Linked DNA regions of Homo sapiens: region 1 is linked to region 2. Evidence: read pairs that join two places in POLR2A ChIA-PET (ENCODE). Cell type or tissue: MCF 10A. All regions are shown on one strand. Links, peaks and the distances in the headings refer to the core of each region. The heading gives the core; the rest is flanking DNA.

Evidence for each region. Peaks named below come from ENCODE experiments on the same cell type or tissue, not always from the same donor. Only the 100,000 strongest peaks of a DNase experiment are listed, where the experiment ranks them.
Region 1: POLR2A ChIA-PET joins it to region 2 with 12 read pairs; 1 of 35 experiments calls an interaction of 5 or more read pairs at or near these places.

Annotation. Positions count from the first base shown.
Region 1 is chr21:27,043,016-27,051,358 of GRCh38, reverse strand. No RefSeq gene overlaps it. Among named protein-coding and RNA genes, the nearest start is that of ADAMTS5, 80 kb to the right of the region's middle. In MCF 10A, for the core only: no CTCF peak of the experiment used is centred there; DNase peaks (open chromatin) are centred at 3,148, 3,428 and 3,928.
Region 2 is chr21:27,215,437-27,223,779 of GRCh38, reverse strand. All of the region lies in intron 2 of LOC102724355 (a long non-coding RNA gene), which reads left to right. The region is part of intron 2 of LOC105372759 (a long non-coding RNA gene); the gene reads right to left. Among named protein-coding and RNA genes, the nearest start is that of ADAMTS5, 250 kb to the right of the region's middle. In MCF 10A, for the core only: no CTCF peak of the experiment used is centred there; a DNase peak (open chromatin) is centred at 4,459.

The sequences.
Region 1 (8,343 bases), core at 1,124-6,123, 170 kb after region 2:
AAGGCCAGAGGACCTCTTCTACTCCAAATGATCACAACATCTCTCCATCAAGGGTGCCTGAATGGAAGAACAGATGGATGAACTGTCAGAAGTAGGCTTCAGAAGATGGGTAATAAAAAACTGTGATGAGCTAAAGGAGCATGTTCTAACCCAATGCAAAGAAGCTAAGAACCTTGATAAGAGGTTAGAGGAATTGCTAACTAGAATAGCCAGTTTACAGAGGAACATAAATGACCTGATGGAGCTGAAAAACACAGCACAAGAACTTCCTGAAACATACCCAAGTATCAATAGCTGAATCAACCAAGCAGAAGAGAGGATATCAGAGTTTGAAGACCACCTTACTGAAATAAGGTATGCATACAAGAAAAAGAATGAAAAGGAATGAATAAAGCCTCCCAGAAATAAGGGACTTCAATGAAAAGACTGAACCTACAATTGATTGGAGTACCAGAAGGAGATGAGGAGAATGGAAACAAGCTGGAAAACACGCTTCAGGATATTATCCAGGAGAACTTCCCTAGCCTAGCAAGACAGGCCAACATGCAAATTCAGGAAATACAAAGAACACTATTAAGATACTCCATGAGAAAGTCAACCGCAAGACACATAATCATCAGATTCTCCAAGGTCGAAATGAAGGACAAACTATTAAGGACAGCCAGAGAGAAAGGCCAGGTCACTTACAAAGGGAAGCCCATCAGACTAACAGTGGACCTCTCAGCAGAAACTCTACAAGCCAAAAGAGATTGGGGACCAATATTCAAAATTCTTAAAGAAAAGAATTTTCAGCCCAGAACTTCATATCCAGCCAAACTAAGCTTCATAAGCAAAGGAGAAATAAAATTCTTTCCAGACAAGCAAATGCTGTGGGATTTCATTACCACCAGGCCTGCCCTGCAAGGGCTTCTGAAAGAAGCACTAAATGTGGAAAGGAAAATCCAGTACCAGCCATTCACAAACACATCAATATATAAAGACCAATGACACTATGAAGAGACTGCATCAACTAGTGTGCAAAATAGCCAAATAGCATCATGATGAGAGGATCAAACTCACACATAACAATACTAACCTTAAGTGTAAATGGGCTAAATGACCCAATTAAAAGATACAGCCTGGCAAATTGGATAAGGAGTCAAGACCCACGGTGTGCTGTATTCAGGAGACCCATCTTATGTGCAATGACACACACAGGCTCAAAATAAAAGGATGGAGGAAAATTTACCAAGCAAATGGAAAGCAAATAAAAAAGCTTGGCTTGCAATCTTGGTCTCTGAAGAAACAGACTTTAAACCAACAAAGATCAAAAAAGACAAAGAAGGGCATTACATAATGGTAAAGGGAACAATTCAACAAGAAGAGCTAACTATTCTGAATATACACGCACACAATACAAGATATCTCAGGATATCTCAGGACACCCAGTTCATAAAACAAGTTCTTAGAAACCTACAAAGAGACTTAGATTCCCACACAATAATAGTGGGAGACTTTAACACTCCACTGTCAGTATTAGACAGATCACCCAGACAGAAAATTAACAAGGATATTCAGGACTTGAACTCAGCACTGGATCAAGTGAAACCAGTAGATGTCTACAGAACTGTCTACCCCAAATCAACAGTATATACATTCTTCTCAGTGCCACATGGCACTGGGCTCTCCTCCTACTGCCCCAAGTCAAACTCTGCATTGTTCTTCTGCTGGTCGGTGGCCTGCCAGTGTATCGGTGCCTGTTGATGCGCTCCTCTCCACATCCAACTGCCCATCTGTTCCTCCACTGATGTGCTGCTCTCGACGTCCAGCTACCTGTATCTTCTTCCACCGATCCGCTCCTCTTGATGTCCAGCCACTTGTGTGCCTGCCTGCTAGGGTCTCCAGAGTTTTCATAGGCACAAGATGGGTGGCGTGGCAGGTCAGAGTGGTCTTGGGAAATGAAATATCTGGACTGGAAAACAAAAATACCTGTCCTCACCTAGGTCTGTGGGCACAGGCCTGGGAGATGGAGCCCCAGCCAGGGACCATGCCCTTCCCTTCCCTGTTCTGTATCATTTAAAGGGACCACACTCTTCCCTTCCCAGCACTTCCCTTCCATATCAATATGATAGAAGAAGGCAACTGTACTCACTGTAGTAAAGTTGAGCTGAGCATTCATGTTAGGAAGGGCAGTAACAAAGAACATACAGAAAGGTCTCTGAACTACTTAGGGGGACTGATGTGGTGAGGCAGAAGCAATTGAAGCCTACCTGCCCTACCTAACTCCGCATAACACCAGAGGTTGCCTAGAACATTATCAATAAAAAAAAGAAGAAAAGAAATGAAAAGAAAGATGCAGGGATGTCGGGTAAGGTAGGGAGAGAGAGAGAAAGCTATTGGGGCAGTAAAATGTTATACATCAATTTATATTGACAATCTTAAAAAGTAATCACATTGAAAAAGTAAATCGCAAATTTATTCTTTTCTTGATGAAAATTACTCAGATTTGCTGGGCGTGGTGGCATGTGCCTGCAGTCCCAGCTACTTGGGAGGCTGAGGTGGGAGAATCGCTTGAGCCTAATTGCTTGAGCCTAGGAGTTTGAGGCTGCAGTGAGCTGTAATGTCACTGCTGTACTCCAGCCTAGCAACAGAGCAAGACCCTGTCTCAAAAAAAAAAAAATTATTCAAGCGATTTAGCTGTATTATATCCCTCTAGCCTGGTGGAACCATATATAACACTTTCATTTTAAGAGTTCTGGATGAATCGGGGACTGTCATACCCTTCTTTTGTATCTTTAGCAGTGTCAACATGAGAGCTAAATTAATAAAATTACTCAAAAAACAGTTCATTGAATGAGATCTACATAATTGTATGAATATTATGACAATAATCTAATTTTATTGTTTCTATTATATATAATATATTAATTTATCACTTGTATTATAGGAGTGTAATTATATGGTTAGTATAAGGTATATTATATATGTATAAATATATAGAATTCCCTGTCCACAAGAACCTGCTAATCAGTCCTATGTTTTTATATATAGTAATATTCTGAGCCATGCTCTTATTCAGGGTAAAGTACTCAGTGATGAAACATCTGGATATATAGCTTAGTCATGGACTTATGACTCTCCTCTGAGTGACTTCCAATTTGATGTATCAAAACATATGTGCTCTTTCCAAGCAGCAAAAGGTATTATGCTGAAGTTTCTCCCCCACATTGGGTGAATGTGAGAAATTGAGATTGTTGTTCAATATAGTAGCCAAAGGACTAATTATGTGGTTTCACTGGAAAGGCAACCCTAATACTAAATGAAGTCCCAGGACAGCAGTAGAGAAGGGATCCACCATTGGAGTTTTTCTTTCATTCTAACATAAATCAAAAGTGACAGAGAATGGTATTGCAACTTCTCCTAAACTAAATTTATCTTGGAATGGAGACAAAACAAGGATGATTTATGAACTGAAGGACATTTTCCATTATATTCTGAACATATGTAAACAAAGAATGAGACTGAAAATCTATGTGCCCTTTTACCTTAGCCTCAGGGAGCCACCTCATTGAAACTATTTGCTACCTCATGGAAAATAACCAAAATGGATTAGCCCCATGGAACAAAAGAAGTGACATTATAAACTCAAGGAACAAGCAACAAGATCCCATAGGGAGCAAATTTCTTAAAAGGAACTCTCAAAATCCCTTTCTTCTAGGTTTATCACCATGGGGAGCTTAATTTCAAGAAGCTTTAGAAAGGAAGAAAATTGTGGCACACACTCTGCTTAGTTTAGATCTCTTAATCCTTCTAAATTGTTCTGCCTTGTTTAAAAAGATCTGCTTACAACTATCATTGTGCAAGTGTAAACACAAGCGGCCTCAGATTGTTCTTTGAGCTTCAGCTCTGCCAGATATCATTCATGTCTCATTTTACAGACAAACTCTTAGCACCACCACAAGCAGCTTTAAAACACTCAACCATAGCCCAAGGCGCATGTACAAATCTTTGCATGTCTGGGTTTCCCTATAAGGGCACTGGGTTTTGTTCTCATCACAATTCTTGTTTATAGCTCACTGGATTTATAGCCGCCCTCTTAAACATCTGCAGTCATCATTTTTTTCTCTTCTAAGAAAAGACACAACTCTCTATAGAACAGAAAACAGGTATTTTCTCCTACTAAGCCTTAAAGGGAGATGTCCTTTCTGTGTTTTAACCATTGAAGTTAAGCGAAACATAAGACTCCAATGATGTCAAGAGAATTAGGGTGAGGAACCTTGACGCTAGAGCTTTGATATTTCTGCAAAATTCCATGAGCTGCAAGTCAGAAAAACATAGTTTTAAATTCATAACTTTTATTAATTCACTGTGTGGCTAAAAGCAAATCTCTTCATTTTCTTAGTGTTTCATAGAAACACAGAACTTTAAAACAAGGAGAAGCCTTGGAATTTCATTCAATACAACACCCTCATGTTTGAGAGAGAGTCCCATATCCCAGATTACTAATTTAACCTCCTGCAGGTGAAGAGCTGGAGCTTCTCTCTGGAACTTCTAATTTTACAGTGTATTTACTGCTGTCTCTACTATGCTATTACTCAGTTCCCTCAGCCACACAGCCAAGGCCTAAGGACAGATTTCCTATCAGAAGAATTGCAAGGATCACACAAAATATTTCGCCTGGAGAGAGATTTAAAAAATAGTAAATGAAACCTAAATGTAAGGTGTTGTATATCTTAAGCTTAACAATAGCCATGCAATGCAAATTCTAATGCTATCTTTGGAGTCACTTTCAGATTTTCATACGAATGCATTTTCAAGAAAGAAGTCAACTTTTATAGTCCATCATTGGCAACAATCTACTCTGTCTTTCTCTCTAAATGTGTGTGTGTATGTGTGTGTGTGTGTGTGTGTGTGTGTGTGTGTGTGTAAATGGAAAGGGCTACTCTGAAAAGAATGCCTAGAACCCTAAGAATAGTCACCATTTTTCACATCTTACCCCTGTCTTTATTATGACACTAACACTTTTAGTGTAAGCTGCTTGCTTTGGATTAAATTATGTCCTCCCAAAATTGGTATTTGAAGCCTTAACCCCTTATGTGATTGTATTTGGAAATAGGGTGTTTAGAAAATAATTAATTATGGTTAAATGACATCATAAGAATGGGGCCTAATAGGACTGGTGGCCTTATAGGAAAAGGAGAGAGAGGTTTCCCTTTCTCTACAGGGAAGTCACATGCGCATATAATGAGATGGCCACCTGCAAGCTAGGAAGAGACACTTCACCAAAACTTAATGGCCTAAATCTTCATCTTGGACTTCCAACCTCCAGAGCTGTGAGAAAATAAATTCCTGTTGTTTACACCACCCCATCTGTGGTATTTTGTTATAGCAGCCTCAGCAGACTAATACACTACTTCTGAGTAAATTACAAAAAATAAATCATTTAAGAAGCATCCAAATGAAAAGTATAATCTTTCTGTTTAAAAAAGCATAAATATTTTAAAAGTCAGCTGCGCACATTTGTTTTGAGTAGTTCCCTTCCACATCACTTCCTGACACATCTGGCTTTTAAATGTTGCCAATATGACATTCAGTGACAATAGCAAAAACAACCACAATCCAATCAGATTCTTAACACCGTGATTACATCCAATGAAAAAAATGTGACATGCCTTATTCCAGAGCAATAAAAATGTTATTGTGCTGTTTTTCTTATCTCTAAAAATATTGCAGTCCTAGAAAAACAAGTAAATAACTCATTCTTCCATCAGTAAAAAACAAAAATATTCTTAAAGAGGAAAATCTTTTGTGAGTTACCTTCTCTTTTTGGTGACCTCTGGGCTGGTCCCTAATTGGAGCTGGTGACAAGATCCCACAATGCTCAAGCTCTTTCACCTAGTACCACGCATTTTAACAGATGAAACTGCCTGAGTCATAATTGTTTTCAAGGAGTTCTTTCCCCCTTCCTCTCCAGCTTTTAGTTGCAAGTATTATTTTTTTCCAATACTGTTTTTCTCTTTTTTTGTTGCCAGAAAATCCAAGCTAGTTTTCAAGATTAAATTACCACTCAGTGACTTTCCTTTGTTGAAAGGACAAGATTTCTAAAAAAGGAGGTGCCTCTCAGGGTAAAACAAGATGCATTAAGGCACCGGATCCCAAGGCCTAGATATCTGCAATCTTCATAAAGCCAAGCAACCTTGTAAATGGTCCAGATTTTAGTGCTAATTTCAGTCTTGCTTCCTCAAAAGAAAAATAAAAAGAAAAGAAAAGGCAGGGAAAATACCCTTATCCTACACACACACACACACACACACACACACACACACACACACACTGATATTCATAGCTGAGTTCTGTTGATTAAAAGTTGATAGCACTTTCTACCATGTTATTTGTTAAAAATAATCTAAGCATATTTCTATTGTGCATTACATAAATTGAAATAATATTCATACACTCCATTGACTAAACTTTTGAATATTTTCATCAGTTTCAATTAAGGAGTAAAATCTAAAAACAAAGGTAAAAAAATGAGCAATTTAGAATCTTCTTGATACATTTTCCCATTTATTTATTGCAACCACAAAAATGTTAAAGAATATTTTACTTAGTATCAGAGAGCACATGTTGTTAAACTAATGCTTATTAAAAGATATTACCTATACACTATTTATTTATTGCCTTGACTGGAGTTGATGTGAAAGGGAACCATGAGGCACTAAGAAGAAAATAAAAGAAGAAAATGGTATTCATGTTATCTTTCCTTGCCCAGTTTTAACAGAAGCTGGTCCATTCAAGGTCCTAGCTCAGAAGAGCAGAGATGCCTGCTACTGCAGGATCTCCCAACCCAACACTGCTCTAATATGATGTAGGAGACTTTCTCTCTAACCTGCAGCAGCATCCCAGGTCCTCACTGCTTCAGCCACCACACCCCAGTCACAAGACCATCTCTTACTCCTCACCCCAAAAACAACTTAAGGCCCATATAATATTAACCCACACTTTTCCTTTATCACCTTTCCCTAAACCATCTCTCATGATAATTTTAACTTCAAATTCCATGCCTCCCTAGCCAACTCTGTCCCTTAGCCCAACCTCTATCCCCCATCCTAAGGATCTATCCACTTCTCAACACCAGCACTGCTTTCTCAGACCTGGCCTGGCTCTCCCAGGTCCATCATCATCTCATACATTGAATTTCAAATGTCAGTCTATTCCCATCTCATCCTTGGCAGAACTTTCCTTCGTGGTTTCAAGCTCTCTTATTCTGGCAGAATATCAGGAACCCTGTGTGTGTCTGCTTTTCAACTGTTCACTCTCTAATCCAAATTGCTAATTTTCTCATTCCCATGGGACCAGGGATACATCTCTCTGTCCTGCCTTAGTATTCCTAGATTCTCTCTTCTAGTTCTGGGTACTGCTATTTCTGTCTGGGACCATGGTCCTTCCTAAGTTGGCGCTGTCTTTTACTTTCTCATGCACTGATTTTTTTTTTTTAAAAAAAAGCTTCTAAGCAAAAAATAATGTCAAAAATTTAAAAGGATATAAATAGCAAGGTAAGGTGTTATTATAATTGCAATAAAGCCTAAGAAACACCAGCATAATAAAAATAATATTGAACTTGCAGTTATAGAACATTGGTCTCATAAGGGATGTGTGGCCACACATTTCCTGTTGGAATTTAAGATGTTTTGTTTAATTTTCCTGAGTGTGCTACAATGCTTCATTACCCCCACCTGCTTCTATGTCTCCCTACATATCCCAGAGAAGAGGTCTGGAACTACGTTTCCCAGAATCCCCTTCTCAATGACATCCCAGGTTTGTGTCTGGTAAGTACAGGCAGTCATGGTCCAGTGTTTGAGGACAGTGTTTGGGAAGTATTGGATTTGATTATGAAGCCAGTATATGCAGAAGGTACCTGCCATATATATGGCAGTCTGTTTTAAGCTCTGGTTAGGAAGTACCCACCAGGCCCACTAAGCATGACAACTATTCACCAATGTCAGGTTTACATTTATTTATAGGCGGGAAGAAGGGGATCACTGACCCCTTAAAATTAGGATAAGTCATATAACCAGTTGTATTCTATGGTTATAGGTTAAAGTAACTATAGGATAAGGTCAAGCAGGTTATTGCTTTCTTCTACCATAATCAGCAATGTTCTAGAGAGTAAACTCAAGGACCCTGAGTGAGAAAGGCAAACTCATTAATCATTTTGTATACATGAGGAATTATTTTTTTGTTTAAAGCCACTGAAATTTTGTAGTTTTCTTCTTTGCAGTTTACTCTTTGCTCCCACAACATAATGTAGTCATTCTTTTTAATAACCTGGGATTTCATTTCTTCTGCCTGAAAGAAATAATT
Region 2 (8,343 bases), core at 2,218-7,217:
ATAGTCAGAAATTGATGTGCCTAGACGATATAGAAAAAAAAAAAAATAGAGAGAAATGGATTGAAGGCCTGTCATTCTGAGGCATTTGCCAAATTGTTAAGTTCTACAAAATAAGAAATTAAGCAGCCAAGTCAAATGCCACAAAAGCATAGAATGAATATTTAGTAATCTTAAAGTACTAAGAAGCTAAAATTGGTGTTCAGATCTGATCATAAAAATAGAGTTTTAATAAACATTTCAGGATCTCAGTTGTGGTTCTTGGAGATCTAACTCTTTAGATCAAATTGAAAGAGTAATTGAATGAGCTTCACCAAACTGCAAAAAAATGTCTGGACTCAGCTCAGTCCTTAATTGGATTAGGGAGACTTGCTCCCCCTTAAGCTGCCTGCTTGAATTCAGGGTCAACCTTTTGTGGAAGAAGATAACATCATCCAAAGACTATATGATTTTTATACACCATATTGTGCATTATATTAAAATTATAAGTCAATATGATAAATGGAAACATGATCAAAAATAGTACAGACAATGGAAATAGAAGAGCCAGTTATTGGAATAATAAAATGTGGACTTTACTTAATGACTGTGAAAATAACAGGGCTGATAACTATAGAAATAATACAAGCTAGAAAATTAAAAAAAGAATGGAAAGAATAGATGAAAGGATGGATAATTTTGACCAAAATTTGGATTTAATAAAAAAGATTCAAATGGGCATTCTAAAACTAAAAATATAATATCTAAGATTGATACAATGATGGCTTTAACATAAGACTATATACATTAGTTTTGAACTAAATGACATGTTAGGACAAAAATTCCTAAACAGAAACATATGCCAAAAAAAGAGGAATAAATGAAACAGCACAGATCATTAAAAAAAAGTGAGAATATGCATGAAACTTTCAACATACATTTAATTGGAGTGTCATGGTTAGAAGAGACAGAAAATGTGGCAGAAGGAATATTCAAATAAATAATGGCTGATAGTTTCCTAAGTTCCAGATGCCAGAAATTCAGAAAACCTAAAGCAAGAAAAAGAAAAAAAAAGTGTCTATTCTACAATGCTGTTTTCTCATAAAATTTTAAACATAAAACAAATGGATAAAAGTAAACAAAGGGCTGGGTGCGGTGGTTCATGCCTGTAATCCCAGCATTTTAGGAGGCCGAGGTAGGTGGATCACCTGAGGTCAGGAGTTCGAGACCAGTCTGGACAACATGGTGAAACCCCGTCTCTACTAAAACTACAAAAATTAGCCAGGCATGGTGGCAGGGGCCTGTAATCCCAGGTACTCAGGAGGCTGAAGCAGGAGACGCACTTGAGCCCCGAAGGCAGAGACTGCAGTGAGCCAAGATTAAGCCACTGCAAAAAAAAAAAAAAAAAAAAAAAAGAAAAAAGAAAAAGAAAAAGAGAAAACTAAGGAGGCAGAGAGTGGAATGGGGCAAGAAGATATATAGAAAATAGAAGGCATAGAAAAAATATCCATTATCTTCAAAGAGCAACTATAAAGGAGACAGAAGATTGAGAAACGGTGTTTTTTTTTTTTCCCTTTTTTTTTTTTTTTGAGGAGTTTTGCTGTTTTCGCCCAGACTGGAGTGCAATGGTGTAATCTTGGCTTACTGCAACCTTCGCCTCCTGAGTTCAAGCAATTCTCCTGCCTCAGCCTCCCAAGTAGCTGGGATTACAGGTGTGCACCACCACGCCCGGCTAATATTTTTGTATTTTTAGTAGAGACAGATTTTCACCATATTGGTCAGGTTGCTCTCGAACCCCTGACCTCAAGTGATTCACCCGCCTTGGCCCTCTGGAGTGCTGGGATTACAGGTGTGAGCCACAGCACCCGGCCGGACAAGGATAAATCTAATGAGTCTTAAACCTATAGGTGGATCTGAATTTAAAGCCCACTCTGATGTTATCATTGTAAGTTAAAGCACAGTTTTCTAAACTGACTGTGGCATTGGGTAAAGGACACAAGTGTAGCGACCTTGACCTTTGCTTTTGGACCATGTCAAAGAAAATGGTAATAGAACTACTACATCTGAATCACTCGATGAATTACTCAAATCCATAATAATGGGTGCTGCTTCCTTTTCTCCTCACCTCTTTCCTCAACTCTGAATGTCATTTAAAGTTCTATCTGATTTTTTAGAAACCTCACAAGAAACACAGTGGAATGATTTTAAACTGAAAGCACACCTTGCTAACTTGTAAAACATCCAGTGGTTTCTTCCAGAAAGCCTCATTATTTTTACTTTCTGAAAATTCATTATTACTAATTCTCATGGAAACTAAAAATAGGCTAACATACACTTTTAAAAAGTAGTAAGGAATTCTAAATTGACATGGATTAATTATTTAGTCTAGATTAGAAATGAAAAAAAAAATAATAAATGGGTTTAACAGAAACCCTAAGTACAGTTACATAAATTCTGAAGGCACACTCAGTGATTTTAATGAGAAGGAAGGATTTTAGCCAAGTTGTTCTTTAAACATAATGGACAGTTTACCGCTTCACTACCCTTTTTCCAGCTGTTAGCTGCATGTTATTTAAGAAAGACTTTTTTTTTTAATCTAAAACACTTAGTTCCAAACCATTCAAAGTACACGCTGCTGCTTAAGAGAGAATGATGTTTTGAGGGACTCACTTTTTAAAAAACCTTAACTCAATATGCCATCCAAAAAAGGAAAACTTTCACAGGATTATATGTTAAATTTAGCCTAGTCTACCACGTTGTATTTTCTTCTAAATTTTAAACATAAAACAAATGGAAAATAATTCAGAAGGGTGCTGGTTATATCACATTGGCCACAGGAAATTCAGTGCTTTTATGATAGAAAAATGTATTAATTCCTTTCAGTCATGCTGACAGTATGGTGAGCTCTGAAAGAGATTTCTTTCAAGCCAATATTACCAAAATTCAGCAAAATATTACATTTTGAAGACTACTGCTAAGAAGTCCCTTGTAAGATTGTCTAGATCCTTTGTGTTTTTTAAATGAATAAATTTTGCATCTCTAACACTTCCAAATACAAATAGAGGAATTTAATTAATTAAACATGGACAGTGCTTTACTAAAGCCAAGAGATCATTATCAAGGGATGGACAAAGAAAGTCAGGAAATCAGCATGATGCATTATCATAAGACTTGGAGACTCAACTTGCCTGCCAAGTGAAGCAAGAGAAGTCACCATCACTATCTCTGGGGAAAGCCTATCAGAAGTCAAGTCTTGAATAGGAGCTATGGGTAATACCAATGGGATTGGGATCTGCTCCTGCCTCCTAGAGCTAATAATTTAGGAAGGAGTAAAAGGCAAATGGCACATGTATAAATAACCATGATATAAGTGAAACTGATACCTAGAAACTGTTAAACATAATACTAGTCAGCTTTATTTATTTTAATGAATCAGAAAGATCAGGAAAACCAAAAAGGGTTTCTTGGATTAAGTGAGGTTTAAGCTGAGATTTAAACAGGGCTTGTGAAATTCTAGTGTGGGCTAGTGTAGGTATGAATCTCCTGAGGATTTTGTCAATATGCAGTTTCTGATTCACTAGGGTCTGGATGGGACCTGAGATTCTGCATTTCTAATAAGCTCTCAGGTGAGGTCATTGCTGTTGGTTCTGAAACCACACTTTGAGAATCAAAACCTTAAAGAACAAATAAAGTCATATTTATTACCCTTCTTGGGTAACACAAATCCAGTTCAGGTGTAGAGAGTAGCTTGAGGAGACACACAGAGGCAACAAAATGCAATGTTTATCTAAGAATAGCAAATAACTAGTGTGGCCGTTGTGCTAAGGGGGCGGCTTGTAGAGCTTTTGGATTCTACTCCTAATTGTCTCTCAAATCCACCTCCACCAGCTCCATGCTGTTTCTTCAACTAATTCCTTTATCATTTTCTACATGAGTAACTGTAATAGTTTCTTAACCAGCATTCCTTCTTCTGGCCTCTTTCTCCTAGAATTCATTCTTCATAATGTTGATACAACTATTTTTCTAAAAGGTGAATCTTTGGCTCTCTAACTCGTCAGATGGAGTTCAAATGCTGAGATACGGCATAACTGTCCACTTGAGCTCTCTGGGACTTCACTGTTTCAATCTGCAGCTACCCCATCCCTTGACCGTATCTTATCAGCACCAAATGTCTTAGAGTTCCCTTAATAGATCATATGATTGCATACAACTGTATATTTGCACATGTTCTTTTCCAGCCTGAAATATACTTCCTCACAATGTGTAACTGAGAAAATCCTATTCACTTTTCGAGATTCGGCTATAAAAGCTGGGCACGGTGTCTCACTCCTGTAGCCCCATGTATTTCAGAGACTTAGGTGGGTGGATTGCTTGAGCCCCGGAGTTCGAGGTTGTAGTGAGATATGATTGTGACATTGCACTCCAGCCTGAGGGACAGAACAATACCTTGTCTCTGAAAAAAATAAAAAATTTCAAAATTATTCAGCTATGTTAGCCAATATTTTGGCCATTGTAGGCATTATGACTCACTTTCTCCTCTGTTCTTCTCTTGATTTGACTCATGCATTTACTTGTTGAAAAAAAATATTTTCTGAATGCATGTTATGTGCCAGGCAGTGAAAAAGATAGCTGAGGCCCCAGCTTTCATGGTGCTGAGAGCACAGTAGGGAATGATATATTAAACAAATACTTACATGTGGGTTATTGTTAGAAAAGAACAAATAAGTACCTCTTCTCTTGAAAAAAAATAGATGACCAGGAAACACTGACCATGTATTTCTATGGGGAACAATCAGCCAAAGTTAAGTAGTGTCTGCCCCTTTAGAGAGGATACCATAAAATCTCAAGTTCAACAGTCCTCAACTCACTCATGTGTTGGCCTGGATCTTGGCACACTTGAGTTCATGACTTCTTTTTAAAACCAGAGAATGACAAACTTCACGTTTGTAAGGTCATTGGTCAAAGATAGAGAAAATAAGTTGAAAGGTGACAATAATTGATGTAAGATAGACAGTTATGAAAATATAGTTGTATTCATCCTGTCAATAAATGGAGTTGGCCTAGATGGCAATGGTGGGTGTGAGTAGAGATAAGAGACAAATAAGTGAATTAAAAACATATTTATGATGTAGGTTAACGGCATTTATTATTTGTATGGGGGGATTATATTAATAGAGAAGTAAATGATGACTCTCAGAATTCTGGCCTGAACAACTGGTATCTTCTGGTCATAAAATAAGAAACAAAATATCAAATACTAACAGTTATAAAGAGATCATGAGTGTAACTTTGTACTTAGTAAGTTTGAGGTATCTGTGAGATATATGTGTAAGGAATGACAAGTAGCCATCTAGGTCTAGAACTAAGAAAACAAGTCAAGCTAATGGATGTACCTTTGGGACTTGTTAGCATATACATAACTATATTAATGAGACCACATAGAAATAGGGTTTAAAACAAGCAGTGAAAAAAGTTTAAGAGGATACTCGATGTTGAATAATTGTGTAACAGGAAGACAACTGGCCTAAGAGACTCAAAAAAACTGAAAGCCTCTTCTGAGAGAGACAGAAGCACAACCATTTTGTTTGTTTGTTTGTTTACATGCCAAGAAAACAAAGAGAAAACAATATGTCACGAAAAGGGGAGAGGTAAACTTAAGAAATTCAATAAGCTTGATCTAAAAAGTTTCCAAAGCAGTGCTGACATGGAGCTAACAGGTCTTGTTAGAGGAGTTTTAGAGGATACATTGGCATAAGCCAGGAAAAGGCGGATAAGGAGTTGATGAATGGGAAAGTAATAGAGGCAATGAGCATAGGTAAATGTTTTCCAAATGTACAATTGAAAACAGAGAGATAGAGGGAGATTGAAGGATGAACAGAGGATAATCAAGGGATGATACGTTGAGGTGGAGGATATGGATGTTTAAAAGCTGATGGAAAACCACCAAATGGGAGAGAGAGAAAGAAAGGGTATAGATTCATGTTGACCCTCTGCAAATAAGAGTGGGTGGGAGAGAGGAGAGAAGATTAGTCTGGAACAGAACAAAGGCCACATTGCCCCTATCTGACAGTCAGAAAGAATGGATGGCTGCAAATGTGAATATTTTTATAGAGTGAGAAGTTCAGGCAACTTTACGCTGATTTCTTCAGTTTTCCCTGTGAAGTATGAGGGAGGTGATCTCCCAAAGAAGGAGGGTAGAGAGAGGCAGGAATGCTTCTCAAAGTGTAGCTCATCGACCCTTCTCTCTTGATAGCATCAGTTGGGGAACAAGTATGAGCATTCTGCCTCAATTAATGAAATACCAGCATTTTTGCATTTTAGTAAGCATAACTTCAACATATTGACGTTTGACAATCCCAAAGACAGGAGAAGGAAATAAATGAGTCATTTTATTCAGAGCTTGCTTGATTTTCCTTAGAAAATACTCCAAAGATACTGCTTTGAAGTTTAGGCCTTAGGTCACTCATCTCTTTCTGTTTCCTTATAAGTAGGGACCTTTGTTTCATTTCTGGCTTGTGACAGTTGTTTTGCCAAAAGTAGTTAGTCCCTACTTGTTCTCAGCTAGTCCCAGAGAGAGGGGTGTCCCAGAGAGAGCGGGCAATGGACTACATCATTCCCTCCACCCAGGAAGGCTTCCTTCCTTAGCTTTCCCATGATTAACTACTGAAAGAAAGCCCAAATGTCCTTTCCTCTCTTTTCTTTTTAAAAATTATGTTATGGTTTGTCATTATCATTTATAAAAGAGATGGCCCAAAGAAGTATCAATCAAAACTGTGTTTCAGTTGCTAACCGTCAAGCAGAGAGGGTTTTGCTCTGCACCAGCACCAGCTATAAAACATCTTGTTTTCCTTCAACTCTTTTGTTTTCTTTAGAATTCACTTTTTTATAGTTACTGCTCTGAAAAATGTCACAAAAAATTCAATGTATTGTGACTGACATATACCAACATATAAATTACACTCACTGACTCATGAATTATTATCCTGCCACCTCCATAAGGCTGTTTTCAGGGCATGAATAGTAGTGGGGTCAGAAGCCCTCCCAATGTCCTAAATCCTTATTGTTAAATGATTAACAGGTCAATAGGCTATAGGTTGTATGCACAACTAAAAGCTATCTATGACCACCTTTTAGAGGTTACTAAATTCTTGTAGTCATAACAAAATTTAATACATTACAAAGAGTTCCTAAGTATTTTCATAATCTTCTAAGACTTCTGACTGCCATACAGGCTTTGTGTAGAAAGAATAGTTGGAATTACTCTATTTTAAAAACATCATATGCTATCAGTGCATTCCGTGTTAACTTAAATTGATTGTGGTTACTTATTGATTGCAGCAATTTTTGCTTTTACATTATAAGTAATAGCTTATTTTCAATAATACCAATTTTTCTTGCTGTGAATTATTTGGTCAACCCTACAACCTATAGTGTATAAAACTATACATGTTCATCCATGTAGTTTTGACATAAAATTTCAAAGATGTAGATTTAAAAAATAAGTATGTGTTGTAGATTAAAGTAGAATCAGACTGTCCCCATTGTTAATGGTGAGATATAGCTAACACTCCTCAATTGCTATATGATAGCACTTCTTCAGTGGTGACTTGTCTATGAATGTGAATTACTTAGACATCTTGTAGTATATTGTAAAGGAATGGAGGAAAATTACTAGTTATTTTAAAGTTTATAAGGCACTATTTTAAAATTAAAATTCAGTTATTTAAACTTCTTTTTGCTTATAAAGAAAATAATAAATTACTCATGTATCTTATTAGGAAATGGTTTATTATAACTCTTTTGAAATGACATTCCTCTATTTATTAGTTGTAGTTTGTTCTTTTTCCAAAAAAAAAAAAAAAAAGCAAAGGTAGGATTGCCATGGGATTTTTTTTTTTAAACACACTCAGGATTGAAATGAATGTACTGGGCCACAATATGTATAAGTCAAACTCTGTAGCCATAATCAAGGCTTGTTGGCTTGTTCTTTATTTCATTTGTATTCTCCACAGGGCTTGCAATAATGATAAATAAACTCTAGGTCTTCGAGAACTATTGTCAGTTATTAGTATATGAATGAACTATACATCCAACACATATCTGTTAAATATACTTCTATGCTAGTCACGGAAGTTAGTCATTTACACTATTGTTTTCCTCTGGTGAAGGGTTTAGGAAACTAAACCAAGACTGCAACGCAGGCAGCATTCAGCTTTTGGTTGTCCCTCCTTTGAATGACATCTATTATGGTAAAGCTGCCCACACATTATCCTACACAAAGGACAAGGTACTGTCTCAAGGCAGCAATAGGGGGTGAGATTGTGGGAGATCCTATTGAGCTCTCATTAGTCAGGCAGAAATGACCTG